2 separate regions of the Homo sapiens genome follow, and region 2 is linked to region 1. A link is an interaction called in ENCODE POLR2A ChIA-PET data of the cell type or tissue named here. Cell type or tissue: MCF 10A. All regions are shown on one strand. Each heading gives the region's core, and the rest is flanking DNA. Links, peaks and the distances in the headings are about the cores only.

Region 1 (8,331 bases), core at 89-8,088:
TGAATAATGACCTCCAGACCTGCCACTGGCCCGATGGAGCTTTTATGCGAATTAGAAAGAAGAGTGACCTTTCTCTGGGTGCCTCTGTGCAGTCAATAACCTGCACAGCCCTACTGATAATCCTGCAGATCACTGTCTCCTCTGTCATCGCTGAGCACATGTTTCAGGCTTCCTTGTGCTCCTGAAACACAGAGGCCCACTTGGACTATATATGTGGCTTAGGAGTTGTTTTTGCTGGTTTAGGCAGTGGCTCTCTGAGGACAGAGAGTACCTTTTCCATCTTTGCACCACTCAGGCCTTCATACAGAGTGGCACTCAAAACATTATTGGAATATTCCTAACGTCAGAGAGCTTCATATAACTTACAGTGGTTCCTAAGTGCCAGGCCAGCAACTCACTGCTTCAGAATCATTTGTGGAGGATTTAAAAAAATCAGCCAGAGAATGCTCCCTCCATTTCTTCTGCACTGTATCTCCACCTGGCAAAACCAAATCCGTCCTTCAGTAGCCATATATACTTGGTTCCTGATCTCCCTGGGAGATCTGATTCAGCCGGGCTGTGGTTGGGACTGAGGGTCCTGTGGTTTCTAAAGATAACTAATTCTTACGAGGCTATTACTAATGTCAGACACTGTTGTATTGTATATATCCTCTCAGTTAAGGCTCATGACAGTTCTATAAGGCAGATACTGCTATGATCCCAGAGTTTTTACAGAGCAGGAGGCAGATGCATGGCAATGTTACATGACCTGATTAGGGTCACCCAGCCAGTAAGTACTCAAGCCACAGTCTGCACCCAGGTGATCAGAACCCAGAGGACATTGGCTTCTGTACTATGTGATAACATTGGTCCCACGGTGGCAAAATCTGGGACATCTGCCAATACTAGATTAAAACGGTCATTGTGAGTCACATCCTTCAGGCTTTCCATGTTAGAGAGGGGAAGACTGAGTCCCAAAAGGGCAAACAGACTTGTCCAAAGTCGCCTATGAGTCAGCCGTGGCACTCCGACTGTGATGTCCTGAAGTCCCATTGTCCACCCCCCCAGAGCGATTCATTCCCACCGACTGTAGTCAAGTTAGTGATTAATAATAATAATGCCATGTGGGATCAGTGTTTGCTGTGACATGCTCCGTGTTCTTTCCCTTTTGGGCATTGTGCATTCTGAATTTCTAGATGTCCTTCAGAGAAATAACATAGACTTTCTTGAAAAAAAGCTGAAGACTGTGAGGCAATGGTTCTCAACTGGGGTAGGAGTGATTTTACCCCCCGCCCCCCACGCGCAGGGGACATCTGGCAATGTTGAGACATTTTGGTTGTCACAACTGTCCCAGGAGAGGGGAGTTTGCTACTCCCAGAGGATGCTGCTAAACATTCTACAATGGACAGGGCAGCCTCTCACTACCCAGTTCCAAATGGCCATGGTGCATGGGGGCAGCCCAGTTCCAAGGCAGCTTGGTTTCCCCTTCATCTGCGTCTCCAAAGGGAGGGAAAGTTAGAGGGCTGCAAAGATACGAGGTCTCATTTTACCAGTGTGCTTAGCCAGGGCTTCCTGGCCCATCATGTGCCCTCCCTGACTTCAGTTCTCTCATGGGTAAGGTGAGCCAGGTGGTACCTACCTCACTGGTCCTTTGAGGATCGGTGCTCCTGTACGCAGCATGTCCGAGGCCAGAGGGCACATTCAAAAGGCAGCCGTTCCTACTATAAATAGGACAGGAGGCCCTGAGTAGGCATCCCATCCACCTGTATCCAGGCCATTTGTCACCTGGGGTGGTGATCTGCTTGCCCTGCCATTTCCGCATCTCTTAAATGGGCCTAATGAGACAGTGCTCTCAGACTTGATAAGACAGTGATATGAAGCAACTGGCAGGGGAGCATTCAGTTAATTAATTGGTTCTAGAATGTAATTGTCTGCTTGCTGCTGTCACTATCCTGGGGTTGAGAGCTGAAGGGTAGGCACCGCCTGCTTCACCCCATGCCAAATGGACAGACAGATCCAATAGGTGGGGAAGGAGTGAGGGAGGAGGACTGGGAGGGACGGTGGGGCAGATGGAAGGGCTCGTCATCCCATCACACAGGGCCCAGGATGGAGGAAAGTCCTGCGGAGGCAGGTGGGGCGGGGTGGCAGGGATCAAACCTGCCACACTGTAATTTGGAAACAGTGCCCCAGGGAGGGATTTAGACACAGTCAGGCTGCTTTGTACAAATCACCCCCCTTCCCGGACAGCTGTCAGAATGAGTCCCGCATGAAGCCTGCTCTGTCCCTCCCCCAAGGGAAGGAAGGGGCAGGTGGGGGGCTGGAGGAGGGGCAGGGGCTCACAGGCCCTAAGCCAGGCCCTACACAAACATCGTCCCCTCCTTCCACACAACAACCCCGAGGGCCGGACTTGTAAGGCAGAAACTGCACTTAGGAAGCAGAGAGTAGTCGAATGCTGCAACTCCCCGGGGGAGAGTGGGCGTTGGAATTCAAGAAGCGTGTTTCCTCCACAGTGCACATCTAGCAGAGGGTCTCACACATAGTAGGTGCTCAATAAAAATGATGACGGCAAAAATGAAGGGCAAGCTTGAGGGAGAGCAGACAGGCAAAGGAAGAACAAAGAAAGCACAGGAACAAAAAAACACCAACGCAAAATGGAGAAACTCCCAGAATACGTTTTTTAGGGTGGTTTTGGAGCTTTGTTTTAGCTGGGTCAGGTTAGGTCTGTTGCAGCCGCTAGGCCCCTGTTGGTCACCAGTAGCCCAGGGATGACAATAGCTGCCTAACAGCTGGGTTGGGACAATCACAGAGGATAAAGCCATCACAAAATCTGGACAACGGCACGTGGCTCACAACTAGGGCCCTACCTTACTGCTCTCACTTTCGCTGAGCTCAGAACTGGGGGTCAAATGACTACCCCCTGGTTCTCAGGCAGGAAAGGGAGCAAACTTCTCCCTTGCCTCCCTGGCCTAGCCCTTGCTGTGCTGGTGGTGTGGGCTGGGAAGTACCCCTGGATCTTGTAATATGCCCCCTCCCCCATGCTGCCGGCAGGGCTGGGTAGGGAGGACAGACAGACAACACAAATGAAAAGGAACCCCCAACTCCTGGGGCATGCTTTCCTGCCCTTCCCTCCCGCAGGCTGATTCCGTTTTTTGAATAATGAAGATGCGCGCTTTGAGCCAGCCTTTGAGACAGAACACAGCAGTGGAAAAACATTGGCTTCCGAGTTTGGCAGAGCTGGGGTTAAGACTATGCCATATTTCCTTGCCGCGAGACCTTAAACCACTCATTTTATCTATGATTTAGTTTCCTCATCTGTAAAGTGGGTAGTAAATACTAGAAACAAAGCATACAAAGCACTGAGCACCTGGTAGACTGTCAGTAAACTGCAACTCCTGTCGGAGGCACGGGTAGAGAAACATCCATCTCATCCTTTGGAAGACGTGAGGATGCAGCTCCCTGACGCTGTCGAGGCCTGTTTCGCCGTGGTCATTTGGAGTTTGGAGGAGGGTGTGGGTTGTGAGTGGGGAGGGATCACTGTTCTCTCCTTGTGCTTTTGAATAAACAGTTCCCTCTGATCTTAGCTGCCCTTGCTCCCCGGGAGCACAATTTCAAAGGATTTCTCCATCGAGCAAAAGCAAACCTCAATCATCTTTGTGCACAAAACACCCACCCAGGCTATTTGTCTCCGTCCTGAGCGCTTGGCATGGGGCCCAAGAGGAGCCTTCAGAAGGGAGTGCTTAGCAAAGAATGCTGGCATTCAGATGCAGTTGACTGTCCGCTGTCGGACAGCCCCACCCTCTGTACTGTGCCTGGGGATCTTGGCAGCCCAAGTTAACCACAAGACAAGTTTTATCATCTGTTAAACCTGTCGTTCGGAAAAAAAAAATGACTTCAATAAAATATTTCAACAATTATAGTCCATTTTAATTAGGTGTGTACCACATAATTATAGATTTAAAAAACGTATAGGGTTTCAAAACCCAACACCATGGTCATATGGAGTTAGCTTTTGTCCCCTTCGGAATTTCTAGCCAGATTCTCCACCTGAGGAGACGCTGCATACCTGGCTGAGACAGCTCCCCCCTCCACAACTTGGCCCAATTACCTCCTTTTTACCATTCTTTCCGTTTCCATCTGGAATCTCAGAGTCCTGTAGGCAGCCACTGATAAGCCCACAGGAGGGGGACTGGATGGCAGGTGGCCCCTGAAAGCCTGCAGAGTCAACATTAGGATAGAGGGAGGCCAGGTGATGGGGGCAGTGTGAGAAGGGCCCTGGATGTGGAGTCTGGAGGTCTGGATCCTCTTTCTGGCCCCATCAGCAGCTTGCTAGGCGATCTTGGGCACGTTGTATTCTCTCTCTGGGCGTTAGTGTCTTATCTTTAAAAGGGAAGAATTAGACCATAATTTTTCAAAATTTTGATTTTTGTAACTTTTTGTGTGCAGAATTTCAGTTTGCAAATGAAATTTGGAAAGCCCAATATGTAAACAGTTAAAAATGGAGGTACTTAGGTCAAGTAGGATACAGCCCCAAACTTTCTCTAGTGATCCCTGCAGCCCCTTAAAAGTTTGAAAATGGCCGGGCGCAGTGGCTCACCCCTCTAATCCCAGCACTTTGGGAGGCCGAGGTGGGCGGATCATGAGGTCAGGAGTTCGAGACCAGCCTGGCCAAGGGGCATGGTGAAACCCCGTCTTTACTAAAAACACAAAAATTAGCCAGGCGTGGTGACGGGTGCCTCTAATCCCAGCTACTCGGGAGGCTGAGGCAGGAGAATTGCTTGAACCCAGGAGGCGGAGGTTGCAGTGAGCCTAGATCACGCCAGGGCACTCCAGCCTGGGTGACAGACCGAGACTCTGACTCAAAAAAAAAAAAAAAAAAAAAGAGAGTTTGAAAATGACTGGACGAGATAATTTCAAAAATCCCTTTCCAGTTCAATCATTCATTTATTCAACAAATATTTACCAGGCATCCACTGTGTGCCAGCCCTGTTCTAGGCTCTGGATAGACAGCAGGGAATAAGCCTGGCCCAGTCCCGGGTCTGGGCCCTCAGGGAGCCTCACGGCTGGGACACGGACAATGGTTTCATCCATCGGTGTCCTCAAAACAGCTCCAGGACAGGGAACCATGTGAGGCTCACTCAGGTTGAGGAAGCCACCCAAGGTCTCAGGACTCCTTGGTGGCCGTTCTAGAATGGAGTCCAGGATCTTGCAGCTCCATATTCCTCTGCCCTAGCCAGGACACCCAGCAGCCCGTATCTTTACTTGTGAAGTTGGCGGCTGCTAGACGAGGGTGGGATTCCCCTTCCTTGGCCCAGTTGCCCACCCAGCACCTGAGGGAGCAGTCTTCACCACTGCCCCACATGCCTTTGGAAGTTTTCCGTGGCCTCAGGGAGCACCGCCCTTAGGGGAGAGCTCCCTGGTTGCCCTGGCCCAGATTACCCTCTTCCCCTGGTGCCCTAAAGAACCTGGCCTCTCCTTTCCCAATCTTGCTGTGACTCACTTCTTCCCTGAGGTGGGCTGACTGCAGTCTGAAGCTCATCTCCTGTGTGAGACCCAGGTGTGAGCAGGTGACACCCTCGCCTTGATTGTTCTTACTTGCTTTCCCTGGAGGAGGAGCTGATTCTTGAGTGAATATGTGTTCAAGTTAATGAATAAATGCAGTGATTGAGTGGATGGATAAATAGACAGTGGATGGGTGAATGCATTAATAAATACATTAATAATGTGAGTCAATGTCTGGGGAAATAAATGAATGGATGAATGGATAAATAGATGAGTGGGCAAGTGGATGATGGATGCATTAATACAGAGTAAGTGAACAAGGGAATCTATATCAATCAATATCTATATCTGGATCTGGATCTGTATCTATACATAAACTAGTAAAACTCTGAATGAATGAATGAGTGAGGGAGAAAATGAGTAAAATAGTCTAAGCTGCAATAAAGAAACAAATGAATAGATGAATGGAAGAATTTATGTGTGAGTGAATACATGAGTGAACGGATAACTTCTCTCATTAATGAGCTTCTCAGGCATATGCCAAGCACCTCAGCACCAAGTTCTGCCAATGCACCCTCGTCCTGGGAAATCTATCTAAGGATGGCACAAAGAATCCACCCAAAACTCAAGGCAGCTTTGATGAGCACCAGCCGATGGAAGGATATGGGTGACAATACTGGGCACCCTTTGCTGTCTATGGCCCGGATGGGCTGCAGCCGTGGGTGGTGACTAGCCGACTCTGAAGCTCTCCAGGCGTTTGCTGAGTTGCGTGCCTAGAGTAGCTCCTGTCTCTAGCCCAGGGAAATTCCAAGAGCCTCTAATTAGCCAAAGTGCACAGTGGGGGTGGGAGGGCATAGTGTGGTGCAGAACAGGCACAGAGGGGGTTGCTGTGCATTTTTTTTGCCATGACCCAGCTAAGAGAAGCCAAGTGATTTTCCATAAATTCTATAACAAATGTTTGCCTTAAGGCTCAGGACTCTGGTGCCAAGTTTCAACTTAACCAAATACTTCTGGGTTTGGGAGTTGTGGTGTGTGTGTGTGTGTGTGTGTGTGTGTGTGTGTGTGTGTATGTGTGTATGTGTGTGAGTTAGAGTTAGTTAGAGAGAGAAAGAGAGAGAGAAAGAGAAGTGGGGTTGGGGGAGGGAGATGAGGCCCAGGGTGGAAATACAAAATGTCCTTTGGGGACTGTGGCCCTGTCAAGTGTACCTGATAAAAAAACATTATTAAACCCCAAGCATGGCAAGGTGACCTATGTCACAGTTGGAGTGACAACTGAGGCTCAGAGGGCTGTGAGACACACTCTGATTCCATGTGGGTTAGAATTCAAGTGTGGACCTGCCTGGCCCCAAGGGAGAGTGGGCGTGGTTGTGTTTGGGGAGAAAATATGTGACTGTATAAAAGTGTAGTGTATTCCAGGCAGAAACCTTTCTGTGCCAGCGGGAAGTCCAGTTGAAGGAGCCAGGGCTTCCCATCAGAGGTGGTTTGGGATTGGGTTAATCTAAATGCCTTCAGAGCCAGGCAGGGGTCACCAATGCCTGTGGCCGGCCAGGTGACATTACTGGTGCCCTGATGGTTGGTGACGGAAGGTCCCCTTAGGTGGGAGTGTCTTAGTCTGTTTTGTGTTGCTATAAAGGAATACCTGAGATTGAATAATTTATAAAGAAAAAAGGTTTATGTGGCTCACGGTTCTGACGTTGGAAAAGTTCAAGATTGGGCATCTGGTGAGGACCTCAGGCTGCTTCCACTCGTGGCAAAAAGCAAAGGGGAGCTGCTGTGTGCATCGCTCCCATGGAGACAGGGGACACAAGGCTCGGAGATGGTGCCAGGCTCTTTGTAACAACCAATTCTGCTGGGCACTGTCAGCGTGAGAACTCACTTACTCCCAAGTGAGAACACGAATCTGTTCATAAGGGATTCCCTCTGATGATGTAAACACCTCCCACCAGACCCCAGAAATCCAGATTTTAATTTGAAATTCCCAATGACTAAATGTTGGCCATGCATCTAAAAAAAATCTAAAGTGCTGAGCTGGTCAAGCAAAACTGGACTTCCAGCCTGTGACCTCTGATGTACGGATTAGGAGAAGGAAGATAGACTGAGAAGGAGGGACAGAGTTTTGACCCCTGCCTGGAGGCGCTCCTCCTCCTCCCACCTTCACACGGGCCTGCCTGCTGGGATCTCCCTCACCCAGATCTGTTTAAACCCACCTTGACCCATGAAGCCCTGCTCAAAGAGCTCTTCCATGAAACCCCGGGTCCCTTGAGTCAGGTGTTTGTTATCTTCTGCTCATTGTGGCAGCCCTAGCACCTCCGTCTTTTAATGTAGCCTGTAGGATTTTCTCAGCAGTGCCAGTGTGATGCAGAGTGGTGGCTGCGGGGAAGGCCTGGGAGGATTGCACAGTCTGTGTGTGTGTGTTGGGGCGTAGGTTGGGGGGTGGTGGTGCAGGGAGCAGAGATTTTTTCATAAGTGTGTATGCCATACCTACAAAGCAGAAGCACCCACCCCAGCCTTGGGGAAGGTCAGGAGGGCTTCCTGCAGGAGGTGATTGATGCTTAAAGAATAAGAGGGAGTCAGGCAGTTGGACAGGGACCCATAGCTCCCACTTTGTGCCTGGGAAGAGGTGTCATAAGGGTGAAGGGCATGAGCTTTGGAGACAGGGACCAGCACTTACAGCCTGAACCTTCCTTTTACTAACTGGTGACTCTGAGCGAGCCACTTTGCCATTCTGAGTCTCAGTTTCCTCCTCGGTGACAAGGATCTAATGATGGTTCCCCGATGGGTAGTCTTGGGGATTGGATGGGTGGACCCATGTGAAGCGCTGAGCATCGTGCCTGGCACTTGGTTGGGTTTCGG
Region 2 (8,331 bases), core at 290-8,289, 74 kb after region 1:
TTGTTGTTGTTGTTTGTATTTTTGTAAAAAAAGAGAGAACGGATTGAGGATGGAGTGTGTGGCTGTGCGGGATGCGACAGAAGTGGCCACTTACTGTCGAATGCTTTGGGCTCGGAAAAACCCAAAGTAGAATCATCCAAGTCTTTGCTTTTAATTTTTCAAAAAGGTGTATGTGAGTGAGTGCAGTGTGTGTGTGAAGTGAGTGCGGTGTGTGTGTGTGTGTGTGTGTGATTGGCAGAGTGATGGCCTCTCAAAGACATCCACGTCCCAATCCCTAGAACCGAGGGCTCTGTCACACGCTGCAAGGCAAAGGGGAATGAAGACTGCGGGTGGGATGAAGGTTTCCCAAGGGCTGACCTTAAAATGGAGACTATCCTGGGTGATCCTGGTGGGCCCAATGTCATCACAAGGGTCCTTAAGACTGAGAGCAGGAGGTGGGGGAGGAGGCCACAGTGCTGCCCCCGGAGGCAGGCCTGCCCTACCTCTGCTGGCTGCGAAGATGGAGGAAGGGGCCCAGAGTTGAGGGACGTGGGCCACCTCCAGAAGCCTGGAAAGGTGAGAAAGGGCTTCTCTACTGGATCCCCCAGAGGGAGGGCGGCTTTGCTAGCACTTGATGTTAGCCCAGAGGGACACATGTTGGATTTGAATGCCCAGAAGAGAAAGGCAATATATTTGTATTAAGTCACTAAATCTGTGGTAATTTGTTATAGCAGGGATAGGAAATTCATATAGTGTTTGTGTGTGAGTGTGAATGGAATGTGTATGTGAGGTGTGTGCATGTGTGTGAATGACTGAGTTGTGGCCTGTGTGTGTCTTGGGGGGGTGAGTGTGAGTGAACAGGTGTGAATGTGTGTGGGTGACTGTGAGTGAGCAGAGGTGTGGGTGAGTGTGAATTAGTGAGTGTATGTGAGCGTGAGTGAGCAGGTATAAGTGTGTGTGGGTGAATGTGAGTGTGACTGTGTGGGTGAGAACAAACGAGTGTGGGTGAGTGTAAGTGAGCAGGTATGAGTGTAAGTATGTGGGTGAGTGTGAGTGAGCAGGTGTGTGAGTGTGTGGGGGGTGTGAGTGAGCAGGTGTGTGTTAGTGAGCAGGTGTGAGCATGAGTGTGTAGGGGTGAATGTGAGTGTGTGGGTGAGTGCAAGTGAGCAAGTGAGTGTGTGGGTGAGTGTGAACGAGTGGGTGTATGTGTGGATAAATGTGTGTATGACTGAGTGTGACTGGGTGTGAGTGTGTGAGCATGTGTGTGAGTGAGCGGGTGTGAGCATGAGTGTGTGTGTGAGTGGGAGTGTGTGTGGGTTTGAGTGAGTTGGCGTGTGTGAGTGAGCAGGTGTGACCGTATGTGTATGCAAGTGAGCAGGAATGAGCATGTGTGGGTGTGAATGAACGTGAGTGTGAGTGAGTGGGTGTGAGCATAACTGTGTGTGAGTGCACGTGAGCAGGTGTGAGTGTGTGAGTGAGCCGGTGTGAGTGAGCCAGTGTGTGTGTGAATGCGACTGAGCAAGTGTGAGCATGAGTGCATGTGTGAGTGAGCATGTGTGAGTCTGTGTGAGCTGGTCTGTGCGTGTGAGTGAGCGGGTGTTAGCATGAGTTTATGTGGGTGTGAGTGAGCTGGTTTGTGTGAGTGCGAGTGAGCACGTGTGACTGTGAGTAAGCGTGTGTGTGTGAGTGTGAGTGAGCATGTGTGAGCCTGTGTGTGGGTGTGTGTGATTCTTTCAGAGGAAATGCCATTGACACGTCCCTGAGCCATTTATCCCCTAAGCATTGCAGGATTGCCTGCTGAGAACTTCTTACTGGTCCTGCTGACTTTGGGGTTGGTCTAACACCTCCCGACTTCTCCCAGCCTTCACACAGTTGCTTTCCCTGGAGAGAACCTGGGCCCAGGAATGAGAAGCAGTCGCATTTTCTTCTCAGAGCTCTGAACATCTGCAGGCGTGAAGCTGCCTCCTTGAACATTAGCAGGTCAGGATCCGATGTGGCATGGACACCTGGGTTCCTGAGGCTTAGCCCAGGTCTTTCTGAGTCTGTGAGCTGGCCCAGGCCCCAGAGGGCTGGTCCAGGTTGGGGACCAGCTGAAGGCTCTGAGTGCCCTGGTAGCCTAGTGACCCAGAAGGCAGGGGTTGCCCACAATTCCCTGGTCATTGCAATCCCCAGGACTGGAGGAGCTTTCGAGGGCATAAGATTTCAGAATTTTACTACCATTAGTCTGGGGCTGGGTCCCAGCTGACACTGAAGGGTACACCTAATACCTTTTCTATGATAGGGCTGACATGTACACAGGCACCTCTCTATTGGCTGCTAAAATACCCAAATTCTTCTCAACAAAATTGGTTGGTAACTAGCCACTCTCTGAGGTCCGTAAGTGCTGCCCTATCCACCCAGCCTCTTCCCTGGGATCCACCATCCAGCAACTGAAGGGCTAATGTTCAGCCTTGCAGGGCATCTCTGGGACCCTGCTTTAGCCCTTCAGTCTCATTTTCTCTGATTACCTGGTTGTCTGCTTTCCCCATGTTAAGTATTTTGGGCATTACTCCTGATTGTCACAACATTTTTGCTGAGTCACAAATACTGCATGTTAGACAGTAGGAAGGCGTGGGAAGGAGGAAAAGAACACAAGCTCTTTTGTCCTAAAAAACTTTGCATGGGCCCATCAGCCTCTCTAAGCCTAATTTTACATACCTTCAAAATGGGCATACTAATGACTAGATTACCAATAGAACCAGACTGGCCCACCCTGTAGAGATTTCTAGCCAGCAATTACTGCCTCACTAGATAGGCATTCAGGCCCTCTTCTGTTCCATGTATCTGTGATAGGCTGGCTACCTTCCAGAGGTCCTGTTTTCTGACTTGCTTATATTGGCCTAGTGTGAACTGGTCTCTGGTGAAACACAGATTTTTTCTGTGAACACTCAAGAGTGGTTCTCCCTGGAACTTCCCAGCTCCTTCTGTCCTCTCATCAAGCACTTGTTTTCAGGCTGGAGAAGCTCTCCACCTGCTGTGATTGACATTCTCTGGGCCCCACTGTGTGATGGTTAGAACTTTCCAGGCTCAAGTTATCAGCTCTTCAGCTCTGCCCATCCCTGGGCTCTGAAAGTCCACCCATTCCCATTCCCATGAATCTCTTCCCACTCCCTGTACCTGACGATGTGGGAGGGTGACTGTCTTGCAGCCGCCAGCCCAGGCGTTAACCTCCCAGGTCTCCACTGCCAGCCTATTTCTTTCTTTCCTTGAGTCCTGTCCACCCAGCTCACAGGGTCTCAAATTCTGTTTCCTCACCAAACTTGGCAGGTCACTTCATAGCCTGCTTCTGCATGCAACCTTGGAATCTCCCCTGTTGCTGTCTATGACCCCCTCACTTTCTCCTGGCTTCTTTGCCCACCTATGGAAGGAGGATGAACTTATTTTCTGAAACCTCACCAGGAGAGATTGGGATCACAAGTGGGTAGAAGCCACAGGGACACCGATTTGTGGTCAAATGGAAGAAATGCTTTCAGAGGTGACTGGGGCTATCCCAAGCTGGAGTGGGCCACCTACCAGCTGGGAATTTGGTTCTTGGCTCTTCGGAGGGTTGAGGTCAAGAAGGACCCAGGTCCAGGGCTGGAGTGTGGGAGTGGAAGGGGCCCATCTTTAGGCAGATTCTTAGTCAAAGTTCCCCTGGTTTGTCTTCCTCCATTATTCTTGGTATTTTTTTGTCTTGAAACTGATCATCAATTCAATTTTCACAACTACCTTTCTGAGTTGGAAAGAACTTTTCCATTTTGCTTGTCAAGAAAGTAAATCTTGGAGAAGTTAAATAATTTAATTTATTTAAATAGACAATTCTTCTAATTTTTAACAACCAAAATTTCAATCCATGTTTTATTTGAATGCAAAGAACATCCACTTTCTGTGATAACACACTAGTTGAATACACTGAATAGAAAATGATATTTTATTTCTTTCTCCTTGAAAAATCATTTTAATACTCAAAAGAATTGAAAACAGGGACTTCAACAGATATTTGTACATCCATGTTTATAGAAGCATTATTCACGATAGCCCATAACAACCCAAGAGTCTATTGATGGATGAATGGCTAAAGAAAATATGGTATATACATATAATGGAATGTTATCTAGCTTTAAAGAGGGAAGAAGTTCTGATACATCCTATGTCATGGGCAAACTTTAAAAACATTGTGCTAAGTGAAATAAGCCAGCCAGAGAAAGACAAATTCTGCTTGATTCCACTTACCCGAGGCATCTAGAGTGGGCAAATTCGTAGAAACAGAAAGTAGCTTGGTGGTTTCCACGGGCTGGGGTGGGGAGGGAATGGAATGGATGGTTATGGTTCAGTGAGGACAGAGTTTTAGTTTGGGAAGATAAAAAGAAGTTCTGGAGATGGATGGTGGTGATGGCTTCCTAAGAATGTGAATGCACTTCATGACACTGAACTGTACATTTAAAAATGGCTAAAATGGCAAATGTTATGTTATGTGTGTTTTACCACTATCATAAAAAAAGCTTTTTAAAAGGAATGTCCAGAGCATAATTTAACATTATACGCTTATGGATCTATCACAGGGCAGGCTGTTAGAACAAACTGCAGAGGCCCTTATCACAGATAAGCAGGCTTGATGTCCCAAGTATCCTTGGAGCAATGGACCACTCAACAGATGATTAAAAAATACAAAACAAACAAACAAAAAAACCCACATGGTATTGATACTTAATATTTGCAGGCAAATGACATCATGAAAAATAAAATAATGTTTTTTCGGAGAAGCCACACTGTGGAAAGTCAGATGCAGGTTGGAGGGCAGATATGGTGGCTTCCTTAATGCCTACACCCCAGGTCAGGTGGATATTAGCACAGCCTTATTTGTAGCTACTGACACAGAGGTCACGGGCTCACTAACACACCAGGGGTCTCAGTGGTGGCCCTTGTCTTTGCACTCCATCCTCACTCCCTGTCTTCACAGTTGAGCCATGTGTGTGGTATGTGAGTGCATGTCCACACACACGTGTGAGCGTACAGCTAAATGCATATGTGTCGTCCGGATGTGCCACCAGGTAACATAGCCTCAGCAGATGATTCTTAGGGGCGAAGATCCCTCCTGGGAGTTTGAAAGACAAGGAGAAAAGTCTCCACCTACATATCTCTCCTCTGCAAGGGATGCCAAGGAGGACTGAGAGGCAGGGTCTGCATTCCCAGCCGGGTTTACCTGGTCGCCCAGGACAACAGACTTGCAGGCAGCCAAAGAGATCGTCAAGCAGCCGAGCGTGACAGTCAACATCAAAGTGGGAATGCCACTCCTTGATCCAGACTTGGCCATACCTGCCAGGGCAGAGTCTCGCATATGACCACCCCGGGAATTCAAAGGCGTTCTTAGAGCAAACGGACACCACACACACACACACACACACACACACACACACACAGCCCGAACGCAAAATCCTCCTCCTACTTTCAAATGAAAATAAAAGTCCAGACATCCTTTCTTCACAATTCTTCACTGACCTAATTATTCAGATCTGTGCTTCCTTTTGGTCTTTTCAAAGAACAAGAAGAATGGTTAATTTCACTTAATGGAATAATTGAATGTCATAATTGTTTTTTACATTTCAGCACAAATGTTTGAGTTAAGCTGCACACACTCTCTCTCCCTGTCTAGAGCTCTTAATAACCAGGCTGCTCAAAGAGGCCTTTCTGTTCCATCTTTTTGTTTCCTAACTGGACTGTCTGGGCCGGCTTCTGGCAGCCGGCATGTTCTGGGAGGGGGTCTGGGGGGAGTGGCAGTTAATGACTGTTTTGGTCTTGGATGTTCTGATCTCTCTCTAATTCATTATTTGTCAGGCATGAGAGGCACCCCGAACAGGATCATGAACAATGCCTTTTTATTCTCACTCTTATTCTCTCTCCTTCCCTCCTTTCCTTTCTTATCCTTCTTCATCTTGGATGAGGGAATAGAATCGTAACACAATGGCAGGTCCAAGAAGTCATCATTTTCAATGAAGTTTGCTGCAGTCTCATTTTATTCTACCAACAGCTAAGCTTATGCTAGTAGATTCATTCATTTGTTCAATCATTCATTGACCATATATGGAGAGATTACTATATGCCAAGACTGTTCCTAGGTGCTGGGGGTCTAGTGAATACAATATTCTGATAGAGACACAGGGTCAAAAATTCAGTAAGCACAAGAAAAGGTAGCTTCCATTGGAGGTACGTTTTGTGAAGATAATAGAACAAAATATGATGTAGCATTACTGGGGAGAGAGGATGGTTGGCTTAGCAAAGGGGTACCAGGAAGACCTCTTTAAGGAGTTGAGAAGAGATGAAGAGAAGTTGTCAAGTGTGGGAAGAGCTGGTGGAGAGGGCACTGCAGGTAACAGGAGCAACTGGTGCAAAGACCTTGAGGTGGGAGGGCCATCAAGGAGGCAAGGGTGACAGGGGAAGGAATCAGCACAGGGTGTAATTAATTGTCATGGATGGGACTGAAGAAGCAATGTGGAGCCAAGGCACACAGGACCTTGCAGGCGACAGTATGGAATTCAGATCTGTTCTCAAGACAGTGGGTCACCATAAGCAAGGAAAATTAGAAATAGTAAATATTGGAAAAAGTCTCTCTTGCTTCTATGTGGAGATGAGAGGAGAAGCAGAAGGATCAGTGGATGAGCTGCTCCAGTCCTCCCAGGGAGCATTGCTGGTGCTTTGCCAGGCGGGGTGGGATGGAGATAGTGATAAACACTCAGTTCCAGAAACACTTTGAAGGTAGATCTGCCGGGACTTAGCGATGGGTCAGAAAAGTGTGTCAGGCTGGGACACGAAAGAGGGGCATCATAGGTTTTGGCCTGAGTAACTGAGCAGCACTATTAATGAAGACTGTGCAAGACATGGTGTATTCATCAGCGGGGACAGGTTGTGCTGCAGTAACAAATAACCCCCCACGTTGCAATACCTTAATACAACAAATATTTGTTTTCATGCTTTTATTCAGTGCAGGTGCAGAGACACCATCTGGCAGCTGTGCCTTCTAGGGCATGTGGCCATGTAAGTGACTGCAGTGTGGAAAGGATGACAGCATGGAGATCCCACAGCCCCTCTTCTATGCTCTGGCTGAGAAGAGACACATGTCACTTTGGTTCTTTGCTCCCTGCCCAGAACCAGTCGCGGGAGACAAACTGTGCACCAAGAAGGGGATATGAGTCAGATATTTGTGAGTACCAGGATATCTACTACTGCAGGGGAGGCACATGTCTGAGTGGGAGATAAGGAGTTTTTCCTTGTATGTGGTAAATATTGAATATCCAAGTGGATAACTGCACTGGGGTATTAGAGCCCAGGACTCAGGGAGAGAAGCTGGGGCTTGATATAGAAATGTACAGTTGCTAGTGAATATCTTTTACTCTGTTTCATGTCCTAATTTTGCATTTTGAATACAGCAATGACAAAAATGCAATTATTCCCTCACCCCAGATTTGCTTAAAGGACACATGATATTCCCATCAATTTCCATTTAAGTACCTAGGAAAGTGCTCCTAGGAACAGCCCACCTGTGCTTGGCCCTGGGCTGTCTTCACAACCATGCATCCAATTAGTCCCATAGCAACCATTTATTCATGCCACAAATATGTCCTGAGCACCTACTATGTTCCAGGTACAGAACAATTTCATGAGTTTGTAAACTTTTCACACACTTGTCTCTGCACATTTGCTAGAGCTGCCGTTTTGTGGTGTGTCTTTGGTATCCCATCTGCCTGGAAAACTCCTATGCACTCCTCAAGGCCCATCTCAATTTCACTGCCATTGTGAAGCATTTGCTCACATCTCACTTGTCTCCCCAGAAAAGTTCTCTGCCCCCTCCTCTGGTGCCCTGCTGTGACATCTCAGTTGTTGCCCTGTTGGTCTCCCCACTAGAACTGAATTACACAGGGGGTGACTTATTCATTTATTCGATAAACACTTAGCAAAGGAAAACTGTGTTTTACCATATAGAGGCCATGGAACAGATCGGCTGTCAGTCTTCTTCATGTTAGCCACACCCAGCTTGGGTTGAGTACGTCAACCCATGGTTGGCCATGATAACGTCCTCCTCTAAGCACTCATGCCCACTCTGTGCCTTGCACGATGCTTTGTATTTTACAAGTAGCTTCTCACTGGCTTCTCTGCCCTCACCTGTACTCCTCTGCCCCAAGTCTGTTAAAAACACAGCAGCCAAATAACCCTTTGAAAAGTGTCTTGAGGTCTAAATTACATTATATCAATCCTTCCAAAGCTCAGATAAAATCATGTCACTGCTCTTGTCAAATTCTCTACATGGCTTCTCATCTCTCTCAGAGTCATTGCCCAGGT

The links. Peaks named below come from ENCODE experiments on the same cell type or tissue, not always from the same donor. Only the 100,000 strongest peaks of a DNase experiment are listed, where the experiment ranks them.
Region 2: POLR2A ChIA-PET joins it to region 1 with 5 read pairs; 2 of 35 experiments call an interaction of 5 or more read pairs at or near these places.

What each region holds. Positions count from the first base shown.
Region 1 is chr14:98,902,057-98,910,387 of GRCh38, reverse strand. No RefSeq gene overlaps it. Among named protein-coding and RNA genes, the nearest start is that of LINC02914, 190 kb to the right of the region's middle. RefSeq lists an enhancer at 5,277-5,777. In MCF 10A, for the core only: no CTCF peak of the experiment used is centred there; DNase peaks (open chromatin) are centred at 887, 3,697, 5,477, 6,837 and 1 weaker place.
Region 2 is chr14:98,828,536-98,836,866 of GRCh38, reverse strand. No RefSeq gene overlaps it. Among named protein-coding and RNA genes, the nearest start is that of LINC02914, 120 kb to the right of the region's middle. In MCF 10A, for the core only: no CTCF peak of the experiment used is centred there; no DNase peak of the experiment used is centred there.